Regions from separate parts of the Homo sapiens genome. Here region 1 is linked to region 2. Evidence: read pairs that join two places in POLR2A ChIA-PET (ENCODE). Cell type or tissue: A673. All regions are shown on one strand. Each heading gives the region's core, and the rest is flanking DNA. Links, peaks and the distances in the headings are about the cores only.

The links. Peaks named below come from ENCODE experiments on the same cell type or tissue, not always from the same donor. Only the 100,000 strongest peaks of a DNase experiment are listed, where the experiment ranks them.
Region 1: POLR2A ChIA-PET joins it to region 2 with 11 read pairs; 2 of 35 experiments call an interaction of 5 or more read pairs at or near these places.

Annotation. Positions count from the first base shown.
Region 1 is chr13:99,908,470-99,924,139 of GRCh38, reverse strand. The region is part of intron 1 of CLYBL-AS3 (CLYBL antisense RNA 3); the gene reads left to right. It also overlaps a transcript of CLYBL not described here. Among named protein-coding and RNA genes, the nearest start is that of CLYBL-AS3, 41 kb to the left of the region's middle. RefSeq lists enhancers at 9,770-10,269, 10,270-10,771. In A673, for the core only: a CTCF peak has its summit at 7,458 (motif pointing left); a DNase peak (open chromatin) is centred at 7,439.
Region 2 is chr13:100,291,429-100,307,098 of GRCh38, reverse strand. It overlaps PCCA (propionyl-CoA carboxylase subunit alpha), which reads right to left. Exons shown (of 24, transcript NM_000282.4): 13 at 5,496-5,639; 14 at 4,101-4,175. Among named protein-coding and RNA genes, the nearest start is that of PCCA-AS1, 180 kb to the left of the region's middle. In A673, for the core only: no CTCF peak of the experiment used is centred there; DNase peaks (open chromatin) are centred at 5,568, 7,868, 8,238, 8,758 and 5 weaker places; H3K4me3 peaks cover 3,748 bases; H3K27ac peaks cover 7,827 bases.

The DNA of each region.
Region 1 (15,670 bases), core at 2,751-10,750, 380 kb after region 2:
CAAGGCTCATCTGTGTTGTAGTGTGCATCAGAACTTCCTTCCTTTTTAAGGCTGTATAATATTCCATTGTATGTGTATACCACATTTTGTTTCTCCATCCATCAATAGACACCTGGGTTGCTTCTACCTTTTGGCTACTGTGAATAATGTTGCTATGAACGTGGGTGTACAGATATCTGTTTGAGTCCCTGCTTTCGGTTATTTTGAGTATATTCTCAGAGGTAGAATTGCTAGATTATATGGTAATTCTATGTTTAATTTTTTGAGGAGCTGCCATACTATTCTCCAAAGCAGCTGCAGCTTTTTTTTTTTTTTTTTTTTTTTGAGACACGGGTCTTGTTATGTTGCCTGGGCTGGTCTTGAACTCCTGGCTTCAAGTGATCCTCCCACCCTGGCCTCCTAAAGTGCTGGGAATACAGGCATGAGCCACTGTGTGCCTAGCTGCACCATTTTACATTCTGGCCAGTAGTGCACAAAGGTTCCAATTTCTCCACATCCTTGCCAACACTTATTTTTCATTTTTCTGAAAATAGCCACCCGAATGGGTGCGAAGTGGTAACTTATTGAGGGAGGCTGGCTGTAAGGGCATCATTAAAGAGTCCATCTCTAAACAAAAGACACCAGTCTGAATAATTGTCCCTCTGTTAAGGAACTCATACTTCGAGTGTGTAGGACCAAGTGGTCGCTCGCTAGATTCTTCACTCTGTTGGGTGGGCCCTATTTGAAGACAGGTGGTAACCTTGGCAATGGGATTGCATGGGCACCAAAATGTCCATCTGGCCCCAAAGGTGGTCGTTCCCAGGTTGGCATGTTGCCTGACATCCTCAGCAGGAAGATTACCTGTTAACACGGAAACAAGTTACCTGGGAGGAGAGACACGACACATGAGTGTGAGCACAGTGGCTGCTGCCGCCTGGCACGGAGCCTGGGACGGCGGTACAGGGCGTGCATATTTGGGAAAGGCGGGGAGATCGGAAGCTGCAGACCTTGCTCTGGCAGCAGAGACCAGGCAGGCCGGGGCAGAAGGGAAGGCCCCAGACGGCCTGGGTATGGGTTGTTCAGGACCAACACCTGTGTGCCTGAAGCACCAGCTGCAACAGGGGGAAACATCCCCCACTCCCTCTCCGATCCCCATGTGGCTTCCCCATACCTTTGCACGACTTCCACTCACTCCAGTGACATCTTCAGCATTGCCTCCTCCCATCTGCCCACTTTCCACCCTCTCCCAGCACGCCCACGCTCTTCTTCACTCCTGGCTTCCTCCCTGATGTTGGGTATCAATGGCCTGTATTTCCCACCATACACGTCTTTGTTAGAAAATCCAAAGGCTTGATTCATCCTTGTTGGAAATGGCAAGTAGCTCGAGGCTAAATGTGCTAAATGGGATTTAGAGAGCAAAACAAGGATTCTGGAGAACCCAAGCTTCTGTTCATTCAACATTCTCTACAAGGACGACCAGGAGTGGCAGTGGATGGGGAGTGACAGAGACGCTCACTGCCACTCTCAAGGTGTTTGCTCTATAGCCAGGGATTCAAATATAGAAGCCAATGAGTGCGGACAGTTCACGGGTTCTGTAAGCGAAGGCTGCACGGGGTCCAGTGGGAGCACAAAGCAGTGGCTGGGGAGGGTGGTCAGGGAAGGCTTCAAAGAGGAGGTGACACGCAGCTTACTCAACCAAGGAACAACATGACATCACTGGGGTTCGGGTCCTGCCAGAGTCTAGGAACCCACCATACCATTCAATACACAATTATTTCTCAACTTCGTTTTCCTGCGCTGCATTTATGTTTGAAGAGGAAAATCTGTTGGCTAATGAAGAGCCATCAGCAGGGGTTCCTGCAGACCTCCGTTCTGCCGAGTCTCCCGCCATATCTGTCATTTTCCATGTGTCCCTGTGGCTTTTTCCTCATGGGATTGTTGGGGGATTTATTTGCAAATTGATGGTTATGAAGCTTGGAAAATCCAGTGTTGGAAAATGTTTTAGGTTAGTGTCAAGTAGGAAACACTTCTTATTTACTTAGAGATGGCCAAACAGGCCAGGTGCAGTGGCTCATGCCTGTAATCCCAACACTTTGGGAGGCCGAGGTGGGTGGATCACCTGAGCTCAGGAGTTCAAGACCAGCCTGGCCAACATGGTGAAACTCTGTCTCTACTGAAAATACAAAATTAGCCAGGCGTGGTGGCGGGCACCTGTAATCACAGCTCCTCAGGAGGCTGAGTCAGGAGAATGGCTTGAACCCGAGAGGTGGAGGTTGCAGTGAGCCGAGATTGCACCACTGCACTCCAGCCTGGGCGACAAAGGGAAACTCCATCTCAAAAACAAGCAAACAAACAAACAACAACAACAACAAAACTCATGAGTAAAAAGTAAAACTTTTAAACTCAAGTAAACGAAAGATACCAAAGGAGAAGGAAACTTAACACTGTGGACAAACTTTTGCCATTAAAATTATAGGAAATGAAAACAAACATCACCAGCATCTCAATGCGAATGGTTTCCATTGACAAAATAAGGAATATTGTTAACTGTTAGTATTATTAATACATAATTTTTCAGGTCCTTGAAAAATTGGGGTCTGGATATCCAAATCAAGTGAAAACAGTATGATATTTATTATATATGACTCGAATAAGACATTGGTTTCGAGGTGTGGTTATAGAAGTGTTTATTTTCATCCTGCAAATCTCTACTGTATATATATATATGTGTATATATATATGTGTGTATATATATGTGTGTGTGTGTGTATATATATATATATATATATTTTTTTTTTTTTTTCCCCAAACGTTTTCCTCTCTCCCTTGAAAGTTGGTACATGCTTAAGGTTAGGAATAATAATAGTAAAATATGCTATTATAATGGCTGCAGACAGGAGCTCAGCCTTTCATCTTCTTTCAACTTGGCAAATATTTGAAAAACAAGATTGGGGGGAGGGGGGAGGGGGGAGGGATAGCATTTGGAGGTACACCTAATGTTAAATGACGAGTTACTGGGTGCAGCACACCAACATGGCACATGTATACATATGTAACTAACCTGCACGTTGTGCACATGTACCCTAAAACTTAAAGTATAATAATAAAAAAAAAGAAAAACAAGGTTAAAGCCGGGCGTGGTGGCTCACGCCTGTAATCCCAGCACTTTGGGAGGCCGAGGTGGGCGGATCATGAGGTCAAGGAGATCGAGGCCATCCTGGCTAACACGGTGAAACCCCATCTCTACTAAAAAAAAATACCAAAAAAAAAAAAAAATTAGCCGGGCACGGTGGCGGGCGCCTGTAGTCCCAGCTACTTGGGAGGCTGAGGCAGGAGAATGGCATGAACCCAGGAGGCGGAGCCTGCAGTGAGCCGAGATGGCACCACTGCACTCCAGCCCGGGCTACAGAGCGAGACTCCGTCTCAAAAAAAACGAAACAAAACAAAAAAAACAACAAAAAATGATTTTAAAAAATTTGCGACTTGTAAATCCACACATTATTTTGTTGTTCTGAAAAGAAAATTTAACATTTTATATTTTTAAAATTTGGGGGATCCTATCATATCGTTTTTTGTAACTCCAGATATTAGCTTAAAAATAGGTTTCAACATGAGTGATTTTCAGGTATTTATTCAAACATTTCCTCCTACTTCAAAAATACATAAAAACGTGATATGACTGCTTTCTTAAAGGATTTACCGAGATTATATCCTTTGAGTAAAGTGATCCTGAACTCAGTCTGGTTGTCAGTTTCATTAGGAAGGAAGTCGCTCATCTTGGTCTAAATATTCTCCAATGCCCCGTAACGCGGACATTGCTTTCAAGGAGCCATGCTTTCAAGGAGCGCCCAGATGGAAGACCTTTCTAACGACAGTTGGAAATATTCTAAGAAAAATTAATGCTATTTTAGAGTTACTAGTGGTAGGTTTTAAGATAAAACGTCTTTGTGGGCTTGTAATTTTTCCTGGGTAGCAAAGTGAAATTCGCAAACCTTGGGGCTCTCTTCTCATCCTTCTCAACCTCACATTTCTTATTTCACATGGCCTTCTGTCTAGTAACACTATACTTACACATTTAAGAACCATGCATTTAGGCTGGGCATGGTGGCTCACGCCTGTAATCCCAGCACTTTGGGAGGCTAAGGCAGGTGGATCACGAGGTCAGGAGTTCGAGACCAGCCTGGCCAACATGGTGAAATCCCATCTCTACTAAAAATACAAAAAATTAGCCAGGCGTGGTGGTGCACACCTGTAGTCCCATCTACTCAGGAGGCTGAAGCAGGAGAATCGCTTGAACCTGGTAGGCAGAGGTTGCAGTGAGCCGAGATCGCACCACTGTACTCCAGCCTGGGCGACAGACAGAGCGAGACTCTGTCTCAAAAAAAAAAAAAAAAAGAAAAAGAAACATGCGCTTATAGTTCCTCATGGCTGAGCAGCAACCTCGTTCTCTTGGAAGTGAGATATTTTTGAAAGGAAGTATTGACTAGAAAGTGAGGGGTCAGGGCTGTGTCTAGGATCAGGTTGTTCAGACAGGAAGGAAGGAAGAAAGTTTTGATGCTATTTAGAAACCTGACTTTGACATTTTGGGCTATCAGCTTGGTTTACTGGAAAAATGAAGAAAGACAGTTTTTTCTCACAAAATTGTGATGTGGGTTAGAAGAATACTGAAGAATTCAGTGATTGAGCCTTTGATATGGACAGTTGAAGTGCAGGAGACAGTTGCCAACATTTTGTTGAAGTCATTCATATACATATCTGAATCATAAATTAATTCTAAATGAGTGACATGCTTTTTAGCTTGCCAGAATTATGGAATTGCTGAGAGCAGAATGCTGTAACCTGAGCATCTGGTGATCAGACTAACCCTGGGTGGCCTGTTTGGTCACGGAACATGAGGACTCTGTGTGTTTGGAGGTTGGGCAGGGTCTGGAAGGTGACAGTATTTTGGGGGTGCTCTATTAGTCAGGAAGTCATGGGAATTTGCCTGCCCCGTTTGTCATATTTGGTTTTTGTTTGTTTGTTTTTGAGACGGAGTCTCGCTCTGTCGCCCAGGCTGGAGTGCAGTGGCACAATGTTGGCTCACTGCAACCTCCACCTCCCAGGTTCAAGTGATTCTCCTGACTCAGCCTCCCAAGTAGCTGGGATTTCAGGCACCACCACCATGCATGGCTAATTTTTGTATTTTTAGTAGAGACAGAGTTTTGCCATGTTGGCCAGGCTGGTCTTGAACTCCTGACCTCAGGTGATCTGCCCACCTCTGCCTCCCAAAGTGCTGAGATTACAGGCTTGAGCCACCATGTCCAGCTGGTTTGTCATATTTGTGTTTGAATTTGGCTCTACGTGGATTCTGCGTAAGATTTAAGTGTCTTAGTTGGAAAAAGCCTCTGCATAAATGTGCACTGAGGAATATTTGTAACAAAGCTGGGAGCCAAGTAGGGAACTGGCATAGAGATTCTTCTAGACACATAGGCAAAGGATAGCTACCACAGAAAACGGGCAGATATGTGGGATTAGAGTGAGAGGGGTAATTTAGGCGATGAAATGAGCTGGTCTCTTGTACCACTATATGGCAGGTGAGGCAGATCCCCAAGATGAGGGTAGCGGTGCTTCTAGGAAGGGGAGACCACCACACCCCTGCCCTTTCTTGACAAAGTATACCAAGTGCAGATTACACTAGAGGGAGCCAGGCCGATGCCAAGCTTCCCGCTGGATGATGAAGGCCGTGGAGATGAGGAAGAGACACAGAGAACGAAGATGCCAGAGGGGTTAGAAGTGAGGAGTTTACTGTAGTGGGGCACACAGAGAAAATAATATTTGATGGCAACTGGGCGGCTCTTGGCAAGAGATGACCAGCTTGGAAGTCCCTGCCATTCCTGACCCAAGGGCTGTAGGGATCAGCAGCTCAGGCACACACCTGTAACCCATCCTGCACACTGACTGGGAAGTTCTGGTCTAGTCAACGTCAGAAATACATAGTGAAAAGCCAGGGTCGTGGAGCCCTTTGAGAATCTGATGGAAGTTATGGGCCTTCTCCCCAGAAAGCCCACAAATGTGACACACACATACAATTGTGCTCACTGTTTCAAGGGATTTATGAAAATGCTCATCTACTTCTTTAATTTATTTTTATTTTGAGACAGAGTCTCACTCTGTCACTCAGGCTGGAGTGCAGTGGTGTAATCTTGGCTCACTGCAACCTCCACCTCCCAGGTTCAAGTGATTCTCATGCCTCAGCCTCCCGAGTAGCTAGGATTGCAGGTACACACCTGCAATGCCATCATGCCTGGCTAATTTTTATATTTTTAGTAGAGATGGAGTTTCACCATGTTGACCAGGCTGGTCTTGAACCCCTGGCCTTAAGTGACCTGCCCGCTTCAGCCTCCCAAAGTGCTGGGATTACAGATATGAGCCACTATGCCTGGCCAAAATGCTCATCTAATTTTGGATCTTATGATAAGAACCTTGGTTGGAGATTATTAAAGAAAGGGTGTTGATGAAGAAATGAAGGCCAATTCACTTGAATAAATTCAGCAACTAGGATTTAAAAAGTCCATCTAAAGAAGGAGAGAATCACAGACTCTTAGGGCATTCAAAGGCTCCATAAACCTCTGGCTTTGGAAGTGGTTCAAATGCTAGGGATACCAAGCAGAAAATATCCAGGTCAGGTCATTAGATCCAAACAATCGAGCACATTGCAATGGTTGAGCAGATCGCTCGGCTCCGTGTTGGCTACTTTTTAAAGGTCCTGATGTTAACTTGGTCAGGATAATAATTTGGTAAATAGTCAATGGCACAAGTTTTATTTCTGTATCCCTCCTTCCAAACATTTTTCCCCGGGAGGGACCCTTCTCTAGTTTTCTCGGTATGCATGGCGGAATGGGGAGCGTGTGGTGAGGTGTGCTCTTGCACGGACTTCCAAGATTGACAGTGGCTGCCTGGGTACCTATTGTCTCAAGGACTCTGCCACCCAGTGCATAATCAGTTCTAAGCCACTCATCTTCACTTGCCCATATGCCCCCTGGAAGCACCCGTATTGCTGAAATGACATGTATCGAAAACAACGAGACAGTCAGGGCTCAACGCCTTACCAACTATTTGTGAACCAAAATAATAACCAGATCTCAAAAGACTAAATGGTGGGCGAGGGATGGAGCGTCAGTACTACCTTAGAAAATATGTGACTTGTGTTAGTTGAATCTCAGGTCTGACATCATGTGAAAGTGCTTTCTTTGCAAAATACAGCCTGGGGGGAAATTTTGCCAGTGTCTTGCTCTGGTGAGTTAATATGCATTTAACCAGTTTTATAACAGATTATTTACCAACGGGAACAGAATGCTTTGGCACGGGATGCCTTTGAGAGAGCTATTCTATTGCTCTGGCTAATTCCATATTTCAAAATAATTTCCACATACTCCTGGTGGATGTAGGTTCTCTCAAACTCTTCCCTCTACTGGTGAAATGGGAGAACTGGCAAGTAGGTGAGATTATGTTGCCCTCTGGTGTCTGCCAACCCAAAAGAAAGAACTAGAACTTAGGAAGGCGATGAGATGTAGAAGGAAGGTAGAAGGTGCTCCCCATCGGGAGAAAGATAAAGATGGAGAGGTTGGGGGATGAAGAGGGAGGAAGGGAATGAGCTTGGTGTCCTCTGCCCGTTGGACCTTCTTCTCTTGGGTGAGTGACAGGATTCCAACTACTCTTCCTGTCTGAGGAGGAAAGTGACACCTCCAGGGCTATTTGCCTGATGAGTCTGGGGCCTCTGTGATTTGTGATGGAGAAGTAGGCTCATCGGGGGGGTGGGACCTGGCCATTCTCTGCAGGGAACCGCTGGGGAAATGAGCTGGGTGATGGCCACCCATAGTCCCATCCTTCAGGTTTGGCTGAATAGGAGAATGTCCCTGGGACTGGGAGTGGGAGGGAAATAGCCCTTGTCCTTGGGGGAAACTCTTGGCAGTTATGACATTATTAAAAGTACAGGGATGGTGAAGGGGAATTCGCTGGTTGTCCACTGCAGGGGTCTTCACACCTGGTAGCAGTGGCCATTTTAGACTGTGGCCCTTTGGAGCTCTCTCAAGAACATCATGCCAGGAGGGCAGCCCCAGAGAGCATGATGGAGAGGGGGAATTTCTTCCCCCACAGGGAACTGAGTCCAGCCCTCCACCCTCAGAATGGCAGCTACTGCCTGAGGACCCACCTGTGTCTAGGATGGAGACCAGGATTTTCATTCTCCTTAGGGAAACCCACCAATAACCTCAAATGTACTTCTCATGGCCTAGCCTGGGGCACCCGGCTCCTCCCCTCTGGGCCCGTGTCTGGGCTTTGCCATGTTTGCCAGGCACCCGGGGGAGCAGGGTGTGGTGAGCCCAGCCAGCCTGTTATTACATCTTGTATCATCTTCTGATGTGCCTATCCTGTCATTGACTTTTGATGCCCTACACGAGAGCAGGCATTACATTTTCTTGCCACAAACTATGGCAAGTCTGTGGAAATTGTTGATAATTTTTCTTACAGAAAGACCATTGGCTGGGCATGGTGGCTCACACCTGTAATCCCAGCACTTTGGGACGCCAAGGCAGGCAGATCACCTGAGGTCAGGAGTTTGAGACCAGCCTGGCCAACATGGTGAAACCCCATCTCTACTAAAAATACAAAAATTAGCTGGGCGTGGTGGTGCACGCCTGTAATCCCAGCTACTTGGGAGCCTGTGGCGGGAGAATCGCTTGAACTCGGAAGGCAGAGGTTGCAGGGAGCCAAGATTGCACCATTGTACTCCAGCCTAGGGGTCAAGAGAGAAACTCTGTCTCAAAAAAAAAAAAAAAAAAAAGGGAAAAGAAACAAAAAATTGATGACTATTCATAGAAACTGATGGCAGCTAGGAGTAAAAAGGTGGGCAAATTTGGGCAGAGACACAGGGAGGCAGAGCGCTCCATCTTTGGTCAGGGTTAGTGGAGACCATGGAGCCATGGGAGGAAATCCTTTGGGTGCCTGAGCCCTGTGGGGCTGGGGAGGGGACCTGGTTACCCTGGTTTCCTGGAAGGAGGCTGTGGGGAGGCACAGGACGGGAGTGAAGCTGGGAAAAGGAAGCACCTTCAGCAGCAAGTTTCTTTTGTAGATTATCTTGGGTTTTTCAAATCCTAGTTCAAAAGCCAGTAAAGAGCCATGAGTGTTGGCATGTTTCTGTAGTCCCAGCTACTCGGGAGGCTGAGGAGGGAGGATCACTTAAGCCCAGGTGTTGGAGGCCACTCTGATTGTGCCACTGCACTCCATCCTGGGCAATAGAGGGAGACCCTGCCTTAAAACAAGAACAACCACACACACACACACAAAACCAAAAAACCCAAAGCCAGTAAAGCTGGGATTTCTTTTCTTACTTCCTTTTTTTTTTTTTTTTTTTTTGACAGAGTCTCGCTCTGTTGCCCAGGCTGGAGTGCAGTGGCGAGATCTCGGCTCACTGAAACCTCCGCCTCCCAGGTTCAAGCGATTCTCCTGCCTCACCCTCCCAAGTAGCTGGGATTACAGGTGCCCACCATGCCCAGCTAACTTTTGTTTTTTTAGTAGAGGTGGGGTTTCACCATGTTGGCCAGGCTGGTCTCAAACTCCTTACCTCAAGCGATCTGCCCGCCTTGGCCTTGCAAAGTCTGCTGAAATTACAGGCATGAGCCACTGTGCCCGGCCAAAACTGGGATTTCTGATGTAATCCCCAGGCTGACAGAACTCTTGAGTGAAAGGGGGATAATGGTCTAGCACTTAGCTCCCAGTAAATTCAAAGTATAGTTATTGAATGAATGAATGAATGGAATATTGCAATTGATTTTGTTATTGGTTTTTGACTAGAGGGTATGTATATGGATGGTAAGTAAGAAGAGAAAATGGGAAAACCGATTTTGTTTTAAAAAACTGTATGACCACGTAGGAAACATAGGTTCAGATTATAGTTGTGGAAACTCTGCAAGACTAGGAGATGTAAAAGAAGGTTAGAGTGAGGAAAGAAAGCCAGCAGAATAATTTTCAAAGATAGCTAATTCATGGATCTGTAAATTATTTTATTTAATCTTCATGCAACTGAAACAGAAGCAGGCATAATAATTTTGCAGGCAAGGCAGTACACAGGGGGTCGGGCCAGCACCTCCACCAGGCACTTGCTGATTCCCTCCTTGGTATTTTCCCTACAGGTGAAACCAGCTTAGGCTAGTGACTATGAATGTCCGGCGTTGACTTTTAGGGAAAACACGCTGCAGAAGGACATCCTGCACCCTCCGTGGGGTGGCGGGGGGGGTATGATTCCCCCCATTTGCTGAGGTGCCCGCCAGCTGGGCGATGCCTTTGAACTTCTGGGCTTTGAGTGCCCACGCACCCGGCCACAAGCCACCTTCCCCAGCACTTGCTCCCTCTGAGGAAGCGGCATCTACTCTAGCACGGGCTTTGCCTGTAACCTTTAGTGCTGTTTTCTAGAAAAGGATTTGGTGAGGTTCGTTGTATTCAGACTGGGTTGTTCTTTTAGAAATTGGTCTGTGCTGTCTTCATTTTATTTGCCAAAATATGAGCTACAACGCTACGGACTGATCATTTTACTAAATCTTTCTCCTTCTCCCACTCCTGTCTGTCTTTGTAAGTCAAAGCTATTTTGCATTACGTGAGCAACAAAATGATTTACAAAATGAGAGACAGGGACAATCTATTCTAACGGTTAGATGGCAATAACAAATATTTACACGAGCCTGGCTGATGCTGACTTTTGGAGAGCGCGCGCTCCAACTGAAAGCTGAAAGCTGGGGAACTGAGCCATGGGAGGCCAGCCTCTGGTGTTCTGCTGGACAGCCTCTTGGGCCAAAAATAATCTTCTTTGTTTTTTTGTTTTAGAGTCTGTATCTGTAAAAAGAAGCTAATAGCTTGGACCCCTCTGTCAGTAATGCTGTGCAGAGTTCCCAGTTGACTTTCATAAGCCTAAGCCTCAGAGCTGGGGCTTGGAGGTTGGTGGGAAGGGGTGAAGGTTTGCGGGGAAGGCAAGTGAGTCCCTCTAAGGAGCTGCTGAGGGTGTCCTGGGCCCGGGGTCCTGGGGAATTTGAACTCCTGCTAGGCCTCATTTTTTCCTTTATCTCCTTTCCTCTCTCAAATAATAATGTCCTTGTGAAGAAAAAATATTTATCTTATTTTATTTAATTTTTTATAAAGACAGGGTTCTTACTATGTTACCCAGGCTGGACTCAAACTCCTGGGCTCAAGCAATCTTCCTGCCTCAGCCTCCAAAGTAGCTGGAACTACAGGTGCATGCCACCTCGCTCAGCTACAAATATTTTTAAAATTAAAAACTGGGCTGCGCATGGTGGCTCACGCCCGCAATCCCAGCAATTTGGGAGGCCAAGGCAGGAGGAACGCTTGAGTCCAGGAGTTGCAGAGCAGCCTGAGCAACATAGCAAGACCCTGTCTCTGTAAAAATACAAAAAATTAGCCAGGCATAGTGGCGTACTCCAGTCTGGGCGACAGAGTGAGACCCTGTATTTTTTTTTTTTTTTAAATTAAAAACCAGCAGACTTTGATATATGCTTCTTGAATTCTCCTGCTGGGTCTCCCACCTTGCAGGATCCTCCTGCAGCCCAGTGTTGGGGTGTAGGAGACGTAAGAGCTGTTGGGGTCAGACTATAAACCTGCTTACTCCAGCTGATGGATCAGTAGCGGAGCTTTGCTCTGTAATATTTGTATGGAAGATGCAATGTTTGCACAATGAAGCCCACCAGATTTTCAAGTGGAGGGAGTGAAGCCAGTTTACAATCAATGATAACAGCTTTCCCTGGCTGCCATTACCCCAAATAGTATCTTATTTCAGCAAAATGGTGGCAACCAGCAGGAGGTCCGACAATGCAGATTTTAATCAGAAAGTTTAATTTGATATACAATTCACAGTTTGTGCACGGTGAGAAATGTTTCTCACTGCATGAACTTTCAGGACTCAGCTCTGAGCAAAAGGAGTTTCAATTTATGTAACACCTTTCTCAGCAGACAATACCCCAAAGCACTTCCTGGTAAGAGATGGCTTGCATTGCTGGGAAGCCACCGCAGAAGCCTTTCTTAAAATTACCCAGGATATTTATTTGGAGCAATTAAAAGAAGCGGCTGCATTTCACACAAATCCGTTTTTAATGTAGACATTAAATTGGCTGAGATTTCAATGCAGAGTCTCCTGGTCTCCAAGAACGCAGCTGCACCGTGCTCTTTTTTGCATAGATTTGCTCCCTTGTAAGGCAAACTTTCCACCTGGGCTCATTTTGTTTTCCCAGTTGGCTTGTAAACTCTCGGAAGAGAACCCTATAATGGAAATGTTGACAGCGCCTTTTACACGTAGGGCGCTGGGCTGCAGTTGTTGAATGGCAGGCTGGGCCGAGGAAGAGTGGCTGGGTGTGATGTTTGCCTCAGCGACTCTTGACCAACAGATAAGAGTCAATCCTACACCAGCTCACGTGGGGAGGAGAGGAGGCTCTCGCGGCTGTCCTGGGGATGACCGTCCCGGGGATGACCGTCCCCAGGATGACCGAGAGATGCCTGCGCTGTGCTTGAGCATTGCCTGGGTTTGAAGAGTGCAGGGCCAATTCCTCTGGAACAGGGAGCAAGAGGATGTGGTGGTGGGGGAGAGTAGGCATACACCTGGTGACAGCAGGCCAAGACAGAGTGAGAGGTCAGAGGGAGGCAGAGTCAGAGGGAGGAGGCAAGTTCTAGGGAAGAGGCAGAATCAGAGGGAGGAGGCTGAATCAGAGGGAGAAACAGGGAGGAGAAAGAGTCAGAGGGGAGAAACAAGTTGGAAGGAGGAGGTGGAGTCAGAGAGAGGAGACAGAGCCAGAGGGAGGAGGCTGAATTGAAGGTCAGAGACAGAGTCAGAGGGAGGAGGCTGAATTAGAGGTCAGAGACAGAGTCAGAAGTCACAGGTAGAGTCAGAGGGAGGAGACTAAATTAGAGGTTGGAGAGAGAGTCAGAGGTCAAAGGCAGAGTCAGAGGGAGGAGACTGAATTAGAGGTTGGAGGCAGAATCAGAGGGAGGAGGCTGATTAGAGGTCGGAGACAGAGTCAGAGGGAGGAGATTGAATTAGAGGTTGGAGACAGAGTCAGAGGGAGGAGGCTGAATTAGTAGTCAGAGGCAGAGTCCGAGGGAGGAGGCCAAGTCAAAGCTTCTCAGGAACAACTTTCCAGTTGGAGGGGGGACAGGAACTTATTACTGAGTTGTCCACACAGAGGGCCAGCTGGGAGGAGGTAATGAGAGTGGCTCCAGAATAAAGCATCTCAGGTAAATGGGCCCTGCATTAGAAGAGCTGGAGAAGGCCAGTGGAGAGACACTGTCCACCTCATCTTGCCCCTAGTCCATGCCAGAGGGCACCCTCTCCACTTATGGGAGGAAAATGCCCACTCCAATGCCCACTCCCATCATTTCCTAAGGTTCCCTCCCTCCCCACCCCAGGTTCCCTCCCTCCCGCCCAAGGTTCCCTCCCTCCCGCCCAAGGTTCCCTCCCTTCCCAGCCCCACCAGCTTTCACTGCTTCCCAACTGTCTGAGCCCCTATGATCTGGCTTTATCTACAGCCAATGCTGTGTGTGAGTTGTGGGCAAGAGTGGCTTCACCAGGAGCATCCAGCCCTCTCTTGGCCATGGCTCCTGTTTATGCCGGGACCCCAGGGAGGAAGTCTTGAGGGCCTTGTTCCTGACTGGTGGGAAGCCAGGCTGGATTATTGATCATGGCTCTACCATTTCTGGAGAGCCCATCCCAGCTGGTCCGTGTACAAACATTATTGCACTTAATCCTTGCAGCAATCCCCACAGGGAGGTCTTATTTACCCAGGAGGAATCTGAGGCTCAGAAAGGTTAAGCAGCTTGCTTGGCTAAGGTCACAGAGTTAGATAGTGGCTGCAGGACTGTACTCAAAGCCTATGCTCTTTCTTCTGCAAACTGAAGAATCTGTAAGGAAAGACCAGGTAGAACCTACTCTATTGCTCTTCTCCCTAAAGGTAGAACCTACTCTATTGCTGTTCTCTCGGGAGTGGGGCCCAGAAGGGCATTTGGGAAGCTGGGCATCAGTCATGGGAGATAGGCAGTTGCAACGTGGCTCCTGGCAGCAGGGAGCTTGGAAGGCAGCCCAGTGTGTCCGATGAAGAAAACAACCCTGAGGCTGAACATACAGATAAGGTTTAGTTCAGAGACACCAGCAAGTCCTGATTAGTAGTCACTACTTGGGACCCTGTTTGTAAAAGGATTCTGAGTCTGAATCTAGACACAGTTAGAGAGGATACTGAGCCTGAATCTAGACATAGTTGGAAAGGATTCTGAGCCTGAATCTAGACATAGTTGGAAAGGATTCTGAGCCTGAATCTAGACATAGTTGGAAAGGATTCTGAGCCTGAATCTAGATGCAGTTGGAAAGGATACTGAGCCTGAATCTAGATGCAGTTGGAAAGGATACTGAGGGTAATTAGCAATGTCTGCCCTTGACCCAGAGGGGAGTAGCAGTTGTTTAGAATGTATTTACAATCCATGTATAGGTATTTTTCAGCATTGACAGTTTTCTTCTTCTGACAAATACTCATTATTTTCCACAAACAGATAGCAATCTAACTGTTCCTTCTCTTATTAACCTGAGTCCACAGCACTGGAGTGGTGTTGGGTCATGAGTCCTATCACAGGAGAAAAATCAGTCATTTACAAAGGCAAAGCCAAACAGAGAGTTCTTGATGAGAGTTTAAAGTTCAGAGGACACAGGAAATATTTATTTGTTTCATGTATTTTACATTTGTTACTAGTATGTGCTGGGCACTATCCTGTTTTACAAACATTCACTCACTAACAACCCTATGAGATGAGTTCCAGTAATATCACCATTTTACAGAATGAGACAACTGAAGCCCAGAGAGGTGAAGTAACATGTCCAAGGTAACACAGCTTTGTGTATTCGAGCAGTCTAATAACAGAGTCTTCGTGATTAAATGACACAGTGCAGCCTCTCTGCCCTGTACATATTTCTGTCTTGCTTTTCCATATGGTGTTGTGCCTTCTTTGCTTCATGTTTGTTTTCCAGACTAGACTGAACTTTTGAAGGGTTTTCTGTTCCGCTATGTCTAGGTACCTGACATAAAGGAAGAGCTGGACATGACTACTGAATGTTAGTGCTATGATTTTAGGAATTAATCACATTGAATTTGAGTTGTTTTTTGTTTGTGTTGGCTCACTAGCATGGGCTTGTGGAATGGGACTCTGAGTTACATATTTCTATATCCTCAGCCTCTAACACAATATAAAGGAGAACACCTCCCATTTGTTTATTTATTCATTAACTCACTGATTCATTCATTCAGTGAAAATGTATTAGGGGCAGGCACCATGCTAGTTGCCAGGAACGAGCAAAGTAGACCAACTTTCTGCCTCTGTGGTTAAATCCAACCTCACAAGAGTATGATATAGAAAAATGATGTTGATATTCTTTAAATTGGACACACTTGTCTGTTCTACAAACAGTACTACTAGATTACTTTGCATTGCAACATATCAGTTCCCTCCCTACCACACTGTGTGGTGAAATAACATTGCAAACAGCTATTTTATTCCTATTTTACCTTACCTAAGGGCATTGGTTACCCATATTGGTCAGATCTAATATTCAAAGCTCAGGAAAAGCTTTTTGGTGCAGAGCTGATGGAAGAATGATCAGGCTTCCACACTGCGA
Region 2 (15,670 bases), core at 4,492-12,491:
AGAATTTCAATCTCAAATAACATTTCAACTTCTGGAAAATAGGAAAACAATCTAAAATCTTGATCCGTTAATATGTAATGCAACACATTTTTTGTTCTGCCACTGAATGACGAAACTAAAAAACAGCAAAAATAAAAAATAAAAAATGAAGACTTCCTACATCACTATGCCAGGATGCTGTGGCTCTCTGATGGTGTCTTCCAGCTGAAGCATGGCATGGACGATGCCCTTGCTAACTGCACTCCCTGCCAGACCCTTCTGAGCCCACCAGTGAGGCCCCTCGTCAAGCCTGGTCCTCAGCTCCATAGGAATGTGGGCCTGGGCCTTTCATGTCTGTAACACTTTCCTTTTCTGCCTCACCCTCTCAACTGTAAAACACTATTTTTCTGTTACTGTTGCTCCCCTGAGGCTTTCATGTTTACACAGCTTTTCCTATGGCTTTGCTTTGTAAAGCCCCAATTAGAGTTCTGATTTTGTGATTTTCTTGGGGTGGGGGGTAGGGGGATAGCACAAGTTCAAAATATTCTTTTGAAGAGGCTGATTGCTGTTAACCAGCCAACGAGTGAGTTAGTACATCACTGATTCTTGTTTTCATTTCCCAGTTTGATACCAGCAGCAAGGCACGGAGGTTAGCCATGCAAAACTTTAAAAATGAGCAGTTACTGAGGACAGAACATTTATTAAATTATTAGAAAGAAGTTTTGGAATCTGAAGTATTTAAAAGCTAATCAAAATACTTCAGACTGTCAGGCACATCCTAGGGGTCTTGAGGATGGAGGAACTGAATCAAAGCTGCTGGAACAGCAGGACTTTGATGCCCAACATTGTAAAGGGGTGGGAAGAGAAGAGCGGAAGCTCACGTAGCCTTCCACCTGTGGGAAGAAGCCTTCCTAATAAACAGCAGCTCATCTGTCTGCAGCAAGGCAGAAAAAGGTCAACACAGCGGCTGTTAGGCCTTTAATATTTTAATTTAGGCAATTATCAAGGGACCACATGTAGAACCTCTTGTCTAGGATATCCACATGAGGGTATAATGATGGCTTTATTATACGGTGACATCAGAAGACAAGCGATAGTTTCATTTTCTTAAAATTCACACTACTATTATTCTCTTTGTAAGGTTGTAAAAGGAACACTATAACATACCTGAAGGGCTTTTATTTCTGTATTTGCAAGCACAAACAAAAATATAGATATCTGTATTCGTATTCACATTCATATACAAAAATCTTAATTATAAACAAAAATCATTCAGCACACTTACGAAATATACTTGGCTTTCTATTTTCTGAAAACATATTTCAGGACATAAACTGATGTTCTATGAAATTCACAGTGTTGACAAAAACTAGAAAAAAATTAATGGAGCAGCTTTAAAAGCAATAAAATCACAATCTACCTTTTCCCCACATTAAAGAGCCCCAAAATGGCAACTAGTAAACGGGTTACATAACAGAAAATATATCTGTGAGTTTTCATTTTCTTAATTTTAGTACTAAAAAGTGAAAGAGCTAATTTGACCACTATGTCATCTTTAAAACCACAGCATGCTTGCTAATGCTGTGTTTACAAACGAGACTGATACAAGTTCTAAAACTTCTGACTTTAACTACATCCTATCATTTGCTACATAAACTGCTACAAAGCTAGGAAGAACTTAGATGTTCAACCCACAAATAAAATAACATAGACAATAAAGAATATTTATTATGTTCTTCTACAGTTCCTTACTTAAAACTTCAGTTGCCTTGAATAATATCATCCTATAAGGTGTTACCTACAGATCTTAATTAAATATAACTGTCTTTGTTATTTACTAATATTATGATCACAGAAGTTATGTCATCTTAACTTTAAAATACATACGATAAAATCAAGATATATATAAACACGTATCTTTGTATAAGCAAATCAGTATTCCCAATTAAAAACTGTACCACAGTATGAAAACTCTGCTTTATAATTTACTATTTATGCTGCTTTTTCCAAGTAATAATCAGCTATATTTTTATTTCTTAACAACCAATCTGAAGTCAGATCAAGTCTCCATTCCTTCAATGAAAGGCTATACAAATTTGCACTAAAAACTTTAAGAAAAAATTCAAATGAAATCAGAACCAAATTTCTGAGCAGAACAAAACTGTGGTCTGAAAATAACAAATTTACAAAACATGATGATCAAAAATAAAAAAGGAAATCTTCACCTCTGCCATATTAATAAATCTCAGGCTTAATGAAGCATGTGAAAAGTACAAACCATAAGTTAACTCTTAAGTATGCATTCTTGTGACCAAAAAAGGTAAGAGCCAAAAATTGTTTTCTAAGGTAAACTGACTGCTCTAGTTTTAATAAGACAAGGAAGAAAAACAAACAATAACAACCACAACAAAACACCCAAGCACCTCTGTACGAGATTCTCAAACCACTGCTCAGAAACCTCTAGCATAATTAAAATTTCTGTCTTCAGTACCACAGTGGACTCTGTGAAACTATCAGACATCTCCCACCCTTCATTCTCAATTCACCTCTCCCCCTAAGCACAACTCCCAGCCCGCCATGTCTACCTGACAAGTGACAGCCCAATCTGATTAAATGCTTCCAAGGGAGGGGACTCATGGGCCTCCATGACAGGCCAAAAGTGATCACCATGGAGATACATAATTACAGCTGTCAACGCATCTACTGTCCTGCTGACATCAATTTGATTGCTCCCAGCAATAATGATAGACAAAGCTTAGTGTGCACTCTCCTGCACCCAATCACTTTATCTACTCCTTGGTCCATTTAGCTGACATGCAACATTCACACAAGCAAATAACAGCAGTAAGCAGAACATTTAAGGCATTTTAATTGTTTTTTCTTTCTATGGATGGCTCACAACTGCAAATGTTATTACATAAAACTCCTGCTGCAGCATTAATTGAAGAAAGATTTGGTGGGATGAAGACTGTAGGGGGTATAGTTTGTCCATTATCACTTGTACTTTCAACAGGTCTCACGTTTGAAAATTGCAAATTGCAAAAACTTGCGAGGGCAAAATGTTTGACATCCTGTTAGCTATTACAACATGGTGAAAACTTCTAACAACTAGAGTAATCATTATGAATTCTTATTTAATACTTCTTTTGTTTGATTAAAAAAGTGTTTAGATATGTCCCTATGATACTTGTTTTCTCATGTGCTATTTAACGTCACATAATGCCTGTTAAATCTTCACAATTTTTTTTCTGCCTTCTGGCTTTGAACACAGCATGGAGTCTCCAAGCACAGAAAGGGTCAAGTCCCTTTAGAAAGCACATGGGCAAAAACAATTTAAAAAGTGAAATAAATCATATATCCAATAATATCTTCAGATTTAGAATTCTTCCTGTAATCTTTCACCATCTTCATGCCAGTAATCAAAATGAATAATTTGAATATTCACAGATGGTACAGCCTTGTCATCTACTAGCTAACATAATGTCATATATATATATATATATGCACTTATTACCTTGATTAAGAAAAAGGGTATGTCCTTGCTCTTTTTCTGCAACAAAAACTATTTTCAAAATAGCTATTAAATACAGAAGAGCTATGGAATAAAATGGACAGTGGTCACTTTTATTTAACTGATATAAATATTATTACTCTTTAAAGTCCATGAGGTTTAATAGACTGAGGCACACTTTGTTTGCCTTAATTCAATCTCCTTAAATTTCAATTAAGGAGCTGATTTTGTGCTTGAATTTCTTGACAAGTGACTATATAGCAGGGTTGGACTCGATTTATTGAAAAGATTAAATTGTAACACAAAACATCATTTCTCATTCTTAGGATTCACAGCCTTTTTTATTATAATTTTCGAAAGAATTGGGAACACTGTAAGCTATCATTTATATCATCAGATGTCCCCAGGCTTCCCCTGTCCAGTGAATCCTGACTTTCTTGAACACCACAAAATACTGAAAAAAATTTGTTTTCAACACAAAAACCATGATTCCCATGAATTTCACTTGTCCTTCAATTTACACCCTTTGGTGTTGACATGCTTTAACATAAAAGTATGACATAAATCACGATTTTAACCCTTCAGCTGGTATTACAGCTTAATGACTTACACCAGGTAGATGTAACGGTTCTTGGTACTGAGACAATCTCCCAATAGATGGTAAACCAAAAGACTTGTAGGGGTCCTGAAAGTTCAAAGGAAAGGAAGCACAGTCTTTGAAATATAAATCAGCACAAGTAAGGTTAAATATTTACACAATGAAGAACCATTTATAGGTCTATTTTCAACATATGGTATTTACCAAATCACAGATTTCAGAATATTATTGTCTTTTACGCTAGACAACTTAGAATGTACTTAAAAATCAAACAGAACTGTAAGCAGAATTTAGCCTGACCTTGTTCATACTTTATTGAAATTGGTAAAATTCCAACATTTTATAAAACTTCTTAGAATGCCTTGGGCAAAAAATAAAATAACCTAGGCCCTACATCAAAACATACTCAAGTTTAGAACAACAAATGTGGTATACTAAAGATATTTGTTTTTCTTACTTCTCAAAACAGTTCACATATGGTAAAACTTGAGAATTTGGGTTCTTCAAATAAAGACCTGAAAAAAAAAACTTTGCACGCTACTAGATATGCACTTCATTTGTAAATATCTTAGATCATCAGAATAAACAGGTTCAGTGTCATAAGAATGAAAGTAATACTACTTAAAATATGAAAAAAGCAAGAGCAATACAGTCACGCCAAAACATATTTTTGAACTCCTTGAAAAATATTTCAAACCAGCTCTCAGTATTCTTAAACACAGACACTGATTTATTTTTAATCTTGACAGACATTTTTGATGTCGAAAAGTAAAAATAGTACAAATGTTACCTTGCATTCTTGTTTTAGTCATTTGAAAAAAAGCATTTAGAAGTACTGAACTGAGAGTTTATGAGTAAAACCCAAAATTAAAATTATAAATTAAGAGTACATGTTTTACTAAAAGCTTTACAATTTAAATTTTGATTGTTATTTTTATGTAATAATAAAGGAGAAAATTATACAAAAAAAAGGTTGGGAAAAATTTTAAGTAAATATCTGATCAACAACTAATGTGTACCCAAGGTGGGCATTTTTTTAAAAAACCCATGGAAATAAATGCTACTTCTTGTTAGTGTTGTTTGAAAATAAACAAAGAAAATGCAAACAAAACAAAAACCATGGTCCATTCAAGCTCAAGAGTATTTAACCAATGCTCTGTTGCCTCTTAAAGGATTGGTAGCTATTTCCCCATCTACAAATACATGACAATTAACTAAGCCCAATTCTTTAAAACTATCTGGAATTAGGTCAAAATTATCTAATTTTTTTCTGATTTAATTATGGATTACGTAATCCAATAGTTGGCAACATTATAAAACCCTAACTTTACCTCATTGTTTGGCTATACCAGGTCTCATGACTCTGGACATAACCACCATCCTTCCTCCCAACACCATTCATTTTACCTCAGCATAAACCCGACATTCAACTGCCCAGCCGTTGATGCGAATATCAGCTTGTTTGTGCCTGAGAGGGTAGCCCTTAGCAACACGGATCATTTCCTGGACTAGGTCCAGGCCAGTAATGCATTCTGTGACAGGATGCTCAACCTGCAAGGCCAAGGTCTGCCAGTCAGTAGGTGTAGAAAAGGGTAAATAAATAGAAACAAACAAGAAAAATCACAAAAGTTTTTGGGTAAAATGAAGTTAATCGAATGTAACATTTGAACATATTTGACTAAAAAACTCTTGAGCTAGGGGAATAAAATGAAAGAATAAACACAATACACAAATCATAAGAAAAACTAAGGCCTAAAAGTATTTGTAAACTATCTGTATTATTTTTCTCAATTTTGATTTATCTGTGGTCCAACAATATTTAAGAATTTTAATTTTGAAACTAATTCTTAACCAAAAAGCTATATATTTATTTCACGGCAATCTTCAATGTGGCCGATAATCAACCTATTCTGCTGCACTTAACGTGGCATCTACAGGGGCAGCTTATGATTTTCCAAAGCACTAGTCCACCCTAAGTCTCACCCACTTGCATGCTTTCACTAACCTGTCCTGACAAGCAGCCAGATTAGTGTAATCTTGCATCGAGGCAGTGTAGCAGAAGGGAGCAGATGGATCCTTCAGGTTGCTTTCCCTCCACACTGACTTGGGTAATGCTTAGCATGCACAATTGCAAAACAGAGCCAGTGCGATCGCTCTGCTCTCTCAGCAGATTGCTGATAACTACTTGGGCTGATGCTGTCATGCATGTACCTGGCCTTCTGCACTAACACATGAGATATGTATGTACAAAAACATGTGCTGACATATAGGTACACAAACAGGGATACATGTCAACATAAACTTGGTCGATCACTTAGAAATTCTTAACCTTGAGTTAAAATGAAGCCACTTAAGTCACTGGAAAAGTCTACCGTTCATCTAAAACCTTGAATAAGTTCTAAGAATTTAAACAAAACTTTGGCCACATCTGCTGCTTTGATGTCATTTTTTTCTCATAAAAATTAAGTATCTTCTAAATGCACTTCACAATAGTTTCTTTATCATGACATGTCATATTTCATACACTCTGACACAGGAAAAGGTCAGTGAACAAACGAATTATCTTCCCATCTTCAACTACACTAATTGAAGGACAGGACTTAGTCATTATAATAATCTTGAAGCTTATCATAAGCAGACAATGCCATAGTCTTAAAAAAAAAGCTTTGTAAAAATAAACAGATGGCACCCATAATTAGCTTTGTGCGTGTTGAGTTTGCTTACAGTTTCAACAACATTTTAAGACATTTTGACATAATTTTAATGACAAATCATCACTAAAATAAGCATCAACCCTTCGTAAATGTGACACTAAATAAAGATCTTATTAGGTAGTTTAAAATATGTATTTTTGAAAGCAAATTATGATTTTGTAAGAACCAAGACTCTATAAGATAAATACAATAAGAAAGTAACTAGCAAAAAAACCCTCTATTATTACTAGAAACCAATCTCATGTGAGAAAGCATCTCAGCACTCTACTCAAGAGGTGAACCTGGATGGGTGTGGCGCTTCACGCCTGTAATCCCAGCACTCTGGGAGGCCAAGACGGGCAAATCACTTCAGGTCAGGAGTTTGAGACCAGCCTGGTCAACATGATGAAACCCTGTCTCTACTAAAAATAAAAACAATTAGCCGGGTGTGGTGGCACATGCCTGTAGTCCCAGCTACTCAGGAGGCTGAGGCATGAGAATTGCTGGAACCCAGGAGAAGGCTGTAGTGAGCCGAGATTGCACCACTGTACTCCAGTCTGGGCAACAGAGCGATATTCCATCTCAGGAAAAAAAAAAGAGGTGAACCTACCACGTGCCAAGTGCTTTACATCAATACTATTCACACATCCCTGATAGGTGAAAAGACAATTTCAAAAGTTAAGTGAACCATTCAGTTTCCTCTTTCTATGACCAGTGCCCATATAAGTACATACTATATACAAGGCAAATAAATACATATTGAATGAATGAACAGCAAATACAGAGTCACATCTATGGTAAGTGGTCACGATGGAGTTGGAATTTATCTCACTAAAGAGATGACATTATCTTCCTGATCTTCCTGACAGTAATGTATATGAAAGAAATGTATGTATAAAAGTATATGCAATGGCTATACAATTATGTATACATGTCTTTTAAAAAGCATATTACTATGAAGGTTTCAAGATCCAAATTTATTGTGTCTCTGCTTCACCTTTGAAGAGGGATCTTTAACTGTGTAGGAAAATAAGTACATCAGATCCACTTTGAATGGGATCCAAAAGTGGACCCACTGTGTTCTAAACTTAAGTCATATAACAGAGCCATAACATTTTACAATCTAAATTAGGGAGCTACAAGTAATTCAAATTAGAAGCAACTAAGCAGATAACTAAAATAACAAGCTGCTAAAGGTAAAATCCTTACTAACAGAAATTTTAAAAAACATTTACCTTTTGACAAGTACTGCATAAGTCCACAAAATAGTCTAACTTGCTTCAATTTTCCAGGTAAAAGAAATTAACTTCTTTAAAGTAAAACTTATAATTTTAAACATTTTTGAAAGAAATCCTTCTAAATACATAGGATTCCAAAGCTACTCCACAGGATATGAAGCATTTCCTTTAGACTGTGTTATTACCAGAAATCTTATAAGCACAACATTGCTTAAATAATCACAAATATCCCCCTATTCCCAAGTGCTTAGCAATGGTTTCTCTCTGCAAGTTAAGCTCAATACTTAAGTGATAGAACAGGGTTATATAAAGGAACAAAAGGACGGAAGGAAGGACGGAAGGAAGGAAGGAAGGAAGGAAGGAAGGAAGGAAGGAAGGAAGGAAGGAAGGAAGGAAGGAAGGAAGGAGGGAGGGAGGGAGGGAGGGAGGGAGGGAGGGAGGGAGGGAGGGGAGGGAGGGAGGGAGGGAGGGGAGGGAGGGAGGGAGGGAAAAGATGGTTAACTTGATCAAAAGGTTATAAAAATAAAAAAACAAAAAAGTCAAAAATTGGTGTCTGGTAAACCAACAAGTTCATCTTGTCCCACTTAGAAGAAAAATGTAACTACAGAAGTCTGATGCTAATATGCATCTGTTTTGAGGGCTATTATGTGGGGGGAAAAGGTTTCTGTGTCACTTCTATTTGGGAAACACCGGGTTAATCTCAGTTCAACAGATTGTTTAGGAAAGACTCTTGTCATTAGGATGCCCATATGTCCTGTGACTCTCCTAGAGAAGGGCCTTGCGCAGCACTTCCTCCTCCTTTTGCAAAGTACCTTTATGAGTTGCCAAGTCCATGGAACACACTTTTGGAAACAATGCCTCAAAAACATTCAAAATACAAAATGGAATTCCCTTATTGTTACTCCATCCTTACCACACAAATATTTGAGAACCTGGCTTCATATGTTTTTCCTACCCAACAGCAATGTGCTCTTTCTAAAAAGCACACAAATCAGGGATCCACCAGACAGCACTGTTTTGCATTGTTAACGTATTAGCATGTGAATATATAAATCTTGGGATTTAGTGAGCAAGAGTAAGCCCGAACCCAAAAAAAAAAAAAAAAATTCACACTCACAAAAAAGGAGTAAGCCCTACCAAGTTATAATACCTGAATCCTCAAAGACAAATTTCTCAAGGGAGTGCCACACTGCAGAGTCTAACAGTTGTTGATAAATTTATTTGTATTGGTTATATCCCTAGCTCACCATGAATCTTTTGTTCAAACAGGTACAAAAAATTATCAAATGCCATATTATAGGACATAATCGTGCCTTATAACATCTCATGCCATAATCACCCTCATGGACTAGAATAAATATGTTTAGCTCCATACACCTACGCTAGATGGTAACAATCGGCTAGCTTTTTATAGATCTACTTGCTATTTTTAGTTTTGTATTCTTAATCACCACCAAGCTGTCACTATTAGCATCGTGTCTAATACCTCTTACCACTCCCTCTTACTCATCTGTTGCTTCAAATTTATTTCCCAAAATATAACCAAGCTTGTCAAATGCAACTGTGAGGTAAATTAGGTTGTGCTTCATCTCTGAGTGCTTAATGTATCTCATTTCGGTAGCAGAATAAGCTTAGGGAAAACTAAATCTCCTTGGCACTGTGTTGTTACCTACCTCATGATTCTAAAAATTATAATAATAAACTCTGACACTGCCATTGTCATCTTCAGCCTATTCCTCACTAAATACAAACTAGGAAGTATGCTAAAGCTAGTGAGTGAAAGTATGCTGGCTATTTATAGAGTCTCAAAGTATCTCCCTATAAGATACTTTATTAAGGACAAAAGGAAAATAGAAAGTCTACAGTGTAGAAACGCCAGAGATACCTCCTTAACAAAGCCAACACCACCAATAATGGGATAAAGAGGCACTTCGTGCTACCAACATGGTGCTCATAGATGGACAGTGTCATTTCTATTCCTGCCCAGAATGCAAAGACTGAATCTAGTACATGAGAAAAGAGGCAAACCTAAAATGAGTGACATTTTATAAAATAAATGGTTTATGCTCTTAAAAAATGTTAAGATCACAACTGACCAAAAAACTAAGGATTATTCCAGATTGAGAGAGAATAAAGAGATACAACAACTAAATGCAATGCAGGATGCTGAACCAGATTTTTTTTTCTTTTACCACAAAAGGCATTAATGAGGCAACTGGGGAAATTTGAATATAGTCCCTAAATTGGAAGACAGTAATATGTTAATGTCCAAATCCTGATTTTGATTATGGTGCTATAGTTACATAAGAAAATTTACTTGTTTTTAGGAAGTACAGACATATTTAGGAGTAAAGGGCCACTAGGCCTGCAACTTACTCTGAAATGCTTCCAGTAAATACAGATATAGATAGAAAGATAAAGTAAATGTGGTAAATATGAGTGAAGTGTATTCAGAAATTACCTGTAATATTTTTACAACTTTTCTGTGAGTCTGAAATCATTTCAAAATTTAAAGTTAAGAAAAATACGTCAGGGTACGGTGGCTCACCCCTATAATCCCAGAACTCTGGGAGAAAAACCCAGGTGGATATCTTGAGCCCAGGAGTTTGAGAGCAGACTGGACAACATGGCAAAACTTTGTCTCTATTTAAAAAAAAAAAAAATACAAAAAAATCAGCCAGGCATGGTGACGCATGCCTGTAGTCCCGCTAATTGGGAGGCTGAGGTGGGAGAATCACCTGAACCCAGGAAGTCGAGGCTGCAGTGAGGCAAGATGGAGCCACTGCACTCCAGTCTGGGAAATGGGAGTGAGACCCTGCCTCAAAAAAATAAAAAATAAAAAAGTTAATAAAAATAAAAATAGTGTCCCTAGAAAGACTTGTTTTTCATATTATAAAACATTATTAAAAATAAAGACATCTGACTTGACCAACATTCTTGTCAGAATCCTCCCACTATGTTAAATAAAAATAGTTATACAATAGCAGATAGTTTGTGCGATATGTTTCCTCTGACCTAAACTTTTAAATATTTTACTGTGATATTTACCTAATAATTTCTAAAACTTTCAGGATCAGTAACTGAATAACAGGCAAGTCATCCTGAAGGTGAGCAAGATTCAAGGAAATTTTAATTATATACCTGAGTTGACTTGAAATGAAAATTAAAACTGAGGAAAATCAGTTTTAAGGGAAAAGGGGAAAAGTCACAACATGTAAAAAGAAGTCAGAAAGACGCAGTGTGTGTTAACTTGGCCATTATGAGGAGGAGGCTGATGAGAAGTATTAAAATTCCTTCAACAGTGCTATATCTGCAGCTCTAATTATTTGGCAGCTGGTAAGTAGTGGCCCAGTTGCTTAGTCAAAGCAGAAACTGCCCCTAAAAGTGTAAGGCCCACCATACCTAAGTATAACCAACATCAGTGTGGCACTTTGAAATTTACAAAATCCTTCCACACATGCACAAACTTCTTCAATACATCACTGTCATTTAATAGAGAAGGCATAGGAGATTGCTCTCAAGATATGGTGTGGTGAGAGAATGCTGAAATTTTTTGTTATCAAAATAATGTTCTTTTAAATTAACAAAATTTTAAGTGACATTTTTATTCAATATATCCTGTCTAAACTGACAGGTATTACAAAGACTTGTTTTTTCGAAAGCTATCTTTTGTAAGCAGAACTTGTTGGATTCAACTTAGCAAAGTAGTTTAGTATGATTACCCACTGAAATATGAGGAAACTGTCCCATTACATAAAATTCAGTTTCATAAGTGTTTGGCATAATAGGCCTCTGTCTTTGTAGTTTGTTGCTATTCCAGCCTGAAAGGATGGTCAATGCCATTATTTTTGGTTCTGCTCTGTCTGTTCAGAAAGATTCTGCTCTTTCTGTTCACGGAACAGAATCTAGCATGTACCTACTAAAATTCTGAAGCTCTACCTCCTGAGAATACAGGATTTCAAAATAAAGATCTAAGGTTATTAGATTTTGATCCACAGCACTCAAGGATGAAAAGCATGTTGGGAAATAAGCCCCAACACATCACTCCTATAAACTCACCTTGGAAACAATGGTTATATTCAAGAGTGACAGCCTGGGTGACAGAGTGAGACTCTACCTCAGAAAAAAACAAAAAAAAGAGTTGGACTGCAGGGCTTAGAAACCAATTTTTCTCCCCTTTTCTCTGATACATTCTTCGTGCTTAGAATAGATGGATGAAGGTGCGTATACCTGTGTAGGATTATATACAGATGTGCTCTTCAGAGACATGACATTGTCAGTTGCCTGTTTTGTGCTTTTGATTTGTTTATTTTTGCCAATAACATCAGAACTATACATCAAAGTGAGTACTGGCTATTCCTAAATAGTCCAACAGCACTAAAAACTAAAAATTTAGTTTTCCAGCTCATCTTGGAAAACTAAATATGCATTTAATATCACCACTGCCAATTCATTTCTGGAACTTGTCCTTAAAAATTCACTTTGGAGCTGAAATCAGAATGTTTAGAATAGACTAACCGGTGTCAAGTCTTCATTTTGGGGGGATGGGAGATAGGATTTTTAGAACCAGTCATATTCTAGTAAGTTGTTTAAAATTTTTATATGCTATGTATACATGGAAAAAAAAAAGAGTGACCACGAAAACGGAACAGATTCTATTATAGGGTTCCCCTGGTGACCCCAAGAATAATAATCACATGAAGAAATGATAAGGAAACCATTATGGGCTGAATTGTGTACCCCCCAAAATTCGTATGTTGAAGTCCTAGCCCCACCACCTCAGAATGTGACTGTATTTGGAGACATGGTCTTTAAAGAAGTGCTCAGGTTAAAATGAGATCATCAGAGTGGGCCCTAATCCAGCATGACTGGTATCCTCATAAGAGAAGATCAGGACCCAGACAACACAAGGCACAGAGGAGAGGCCACAGGAAGACACAGGGAGTGGATGGCCACCCACAAGCAACGAGAAAGGCCTCCAAAAGAAACTGACCCTGTTGGCCCCTGGATTTTGGACTTCCAGCCTCCAGAACTTTGAGAAAACACATTTTTGTTGTTTCAGCCACCCCAGTGTATGATACTTTGTTATGGCAGCCCTAGCAAACTAATACAAAGACCAGTTTTAAAAAGTTAAACATAGATAAAAAGAGTCCAGAACTCAGACAGCAATATCATTTACAATATGCTTTAAAACAAAACCCCAAATCTAAGTGCCTGAAAAGCTTATCTATACATATCTGTATACCAAAAACTTCTTTCCTTCATTTTCTACTAAGGTTCAGTAAATAATAAGGGAGGGTATAACACATCCTACCTTCTATCCTCAGTTTCCCAGAACAAAACATGCCAAAACATCCCAATTCTGGCTCACTCTAAACAGCCTGAGAGCCCTGGCCTCTATCATTTTAAATACAATCAAAAAGGTCAACATTTGCTCACATCCAAAATGCCCCTTCTGACAAGAATGAAATTTTACAATTAGTTAGAAATCCTTTTCCCAATAATTTCTCCTCATTCTTTCTATCAAACACTCCAATTCCATAAAAGACCAAAATATTTTCATCTGGCAGGTCTAGAAATTTTTTTTTAATCCAAAACTAGTCTGAAATTAGAATATGGTATTTGTTCAATTATAGTTAATTGTTATAAACCAGAATTTAGGTTGCAATAATTCTTAATTTTTAAACAAATGGCAAAGGGCAAAATCAAGTTACAAAAAAATTTCTAAAATCTTTCTGGAATATAAAGGTTCCCTGTGATGCAGAATTCCCCCTGATGAGATTAGAGTGTATAGCCTTCACAGAATTTCAACAATTGTACTGTACCTTTCCTTCCATGGTAAAAGTAGATTCCTCCTGCACTGTACCAATCAACATAAGCAACTGACTAAGTCTAACAAAAGTGGGACAGTTTACCTGTCTGTTCTCAAAGATATGGACAGCTGACTGACCATGTTTGGGGTTTTAATTACTTACTTATTAAGATTTTATTCCTCTCTATTTGGGAATTTTCTAACTCCTATAGACTTTGTAGACTATACAGAGGATGCTTTTCCAAAACACTTAAATCTAAAAAAAAACCTAGCATCTGGAAATTATTAATTACACACACACAAACAGACACACACACACACACACACACACACGAATTTGGAAAGGTGTATTCAGGGTCCTAATATTAATCTTAACACAAAGGCCTAAGCCATGTAGTAAATACTTTTCTCTATCAGCTTCATTTTTGGAAGATTTCAGTTTCCATTTTTCCTCCCAGACTCTTCTTACACAAACACCCTTATAACAGAAAGGAGATCTCTTTAAAAGTGGTTAATATTTCAAATATGTTTGTTCACATGTAACAATAATTTTGCAGTTAACTGACAAAAGAATGAGAGAAAGTTATTATTTAATATGTGGCTTGCCATCTTTTCAGATGTCAGACAGGCTTTATATTAATGACAATAGTAATAGCAATAATGTTAATAATAATGACAACAGTAAGAGTAAAAATGTCAACCAATATATAATAAACAGCATGCAAATGTTATGGATAAGATACTCACAGTTAGCAGAAAGAATGTGTGCTCAGTATAAACCAGGTACTATTTTGAATTTGTAAACTATATAAACTCATTTAATGCTGACAATCCTATACAGCAAATGCTATAATTAATGTCATTTTACTAATGAGGAAATCAAAACATACAGAAGTTAAGGAACTTGCTTATGGTCACACAGCTAAGAAGGAAGAGAACTAGAATTTACTTGCTCTGAGTGAAAACAGTAGATGTTTGCAATTAACAAAAACAATGATTAAATGAGTCCTCCATTAGTCAGCTGCAGTTGTTCTGAAACATTTTACAATTTTGAATCTCACTGAATTTCTCACTAAAAAACTATATATCTGACTTCAGAGGGTTCACAGACTTCCCTAAAGCTCATGAGAGATCCAGATAACCCAGGTTAGCTATTCCTGCTCTGAGAAGCTGTCAAAAACAGCCTGGAACCAGCCTGGCTCCCACCTCTCCACTCCAAACTCCATGCTGTCTATCTCCCCCAGAGTTACTAAGCAGCTGAGGACATGGGAAGCACCAAGATCTAGGGAGAAGATGAGAGCCAAAAACTGGGAACAGGCTCTTCTCCCTCTGTGGCTGAACGAAAACTGGAGACTAGCTTCAGAGAACTCTAGGGAAGAATGTGAAAGGAACACATCATGGAGACAGACTGGCTTGCAAAGAGCCATGGACCTCAGGGGAAAAGTCAATAAAGGCTCCAGATGGGTCCGTGGTCTCTTTGCCCAGGAATCCAAGTAGTCAATAAAAATTAGCTCAATTCTGTCCTTGAGATGAGAATGCTAGGAGACATATGCTCTTCCAGGCCTCTGGAGTAGATATGGTCATGTCTTCAACCATCTGAAGGGCTGCTGTCACTTAGAATATTTCAAGAAGCAGAACTTAGTACTGATAACCCCCAAAAAACCACAGCAGGGGGATTACTAGCACAAGAAAGAAAAAACATTCAGAATAATGATTACACAGACCAAGTGAAACAGAGCTGCTGAAGGACAGGAGAAAAATACAACTTTGCCCAAAAAGCAGTAAAGGCACTTAAAAACTTAAGAAGTAGCAATGCACATATGTGCATGTGCACACACA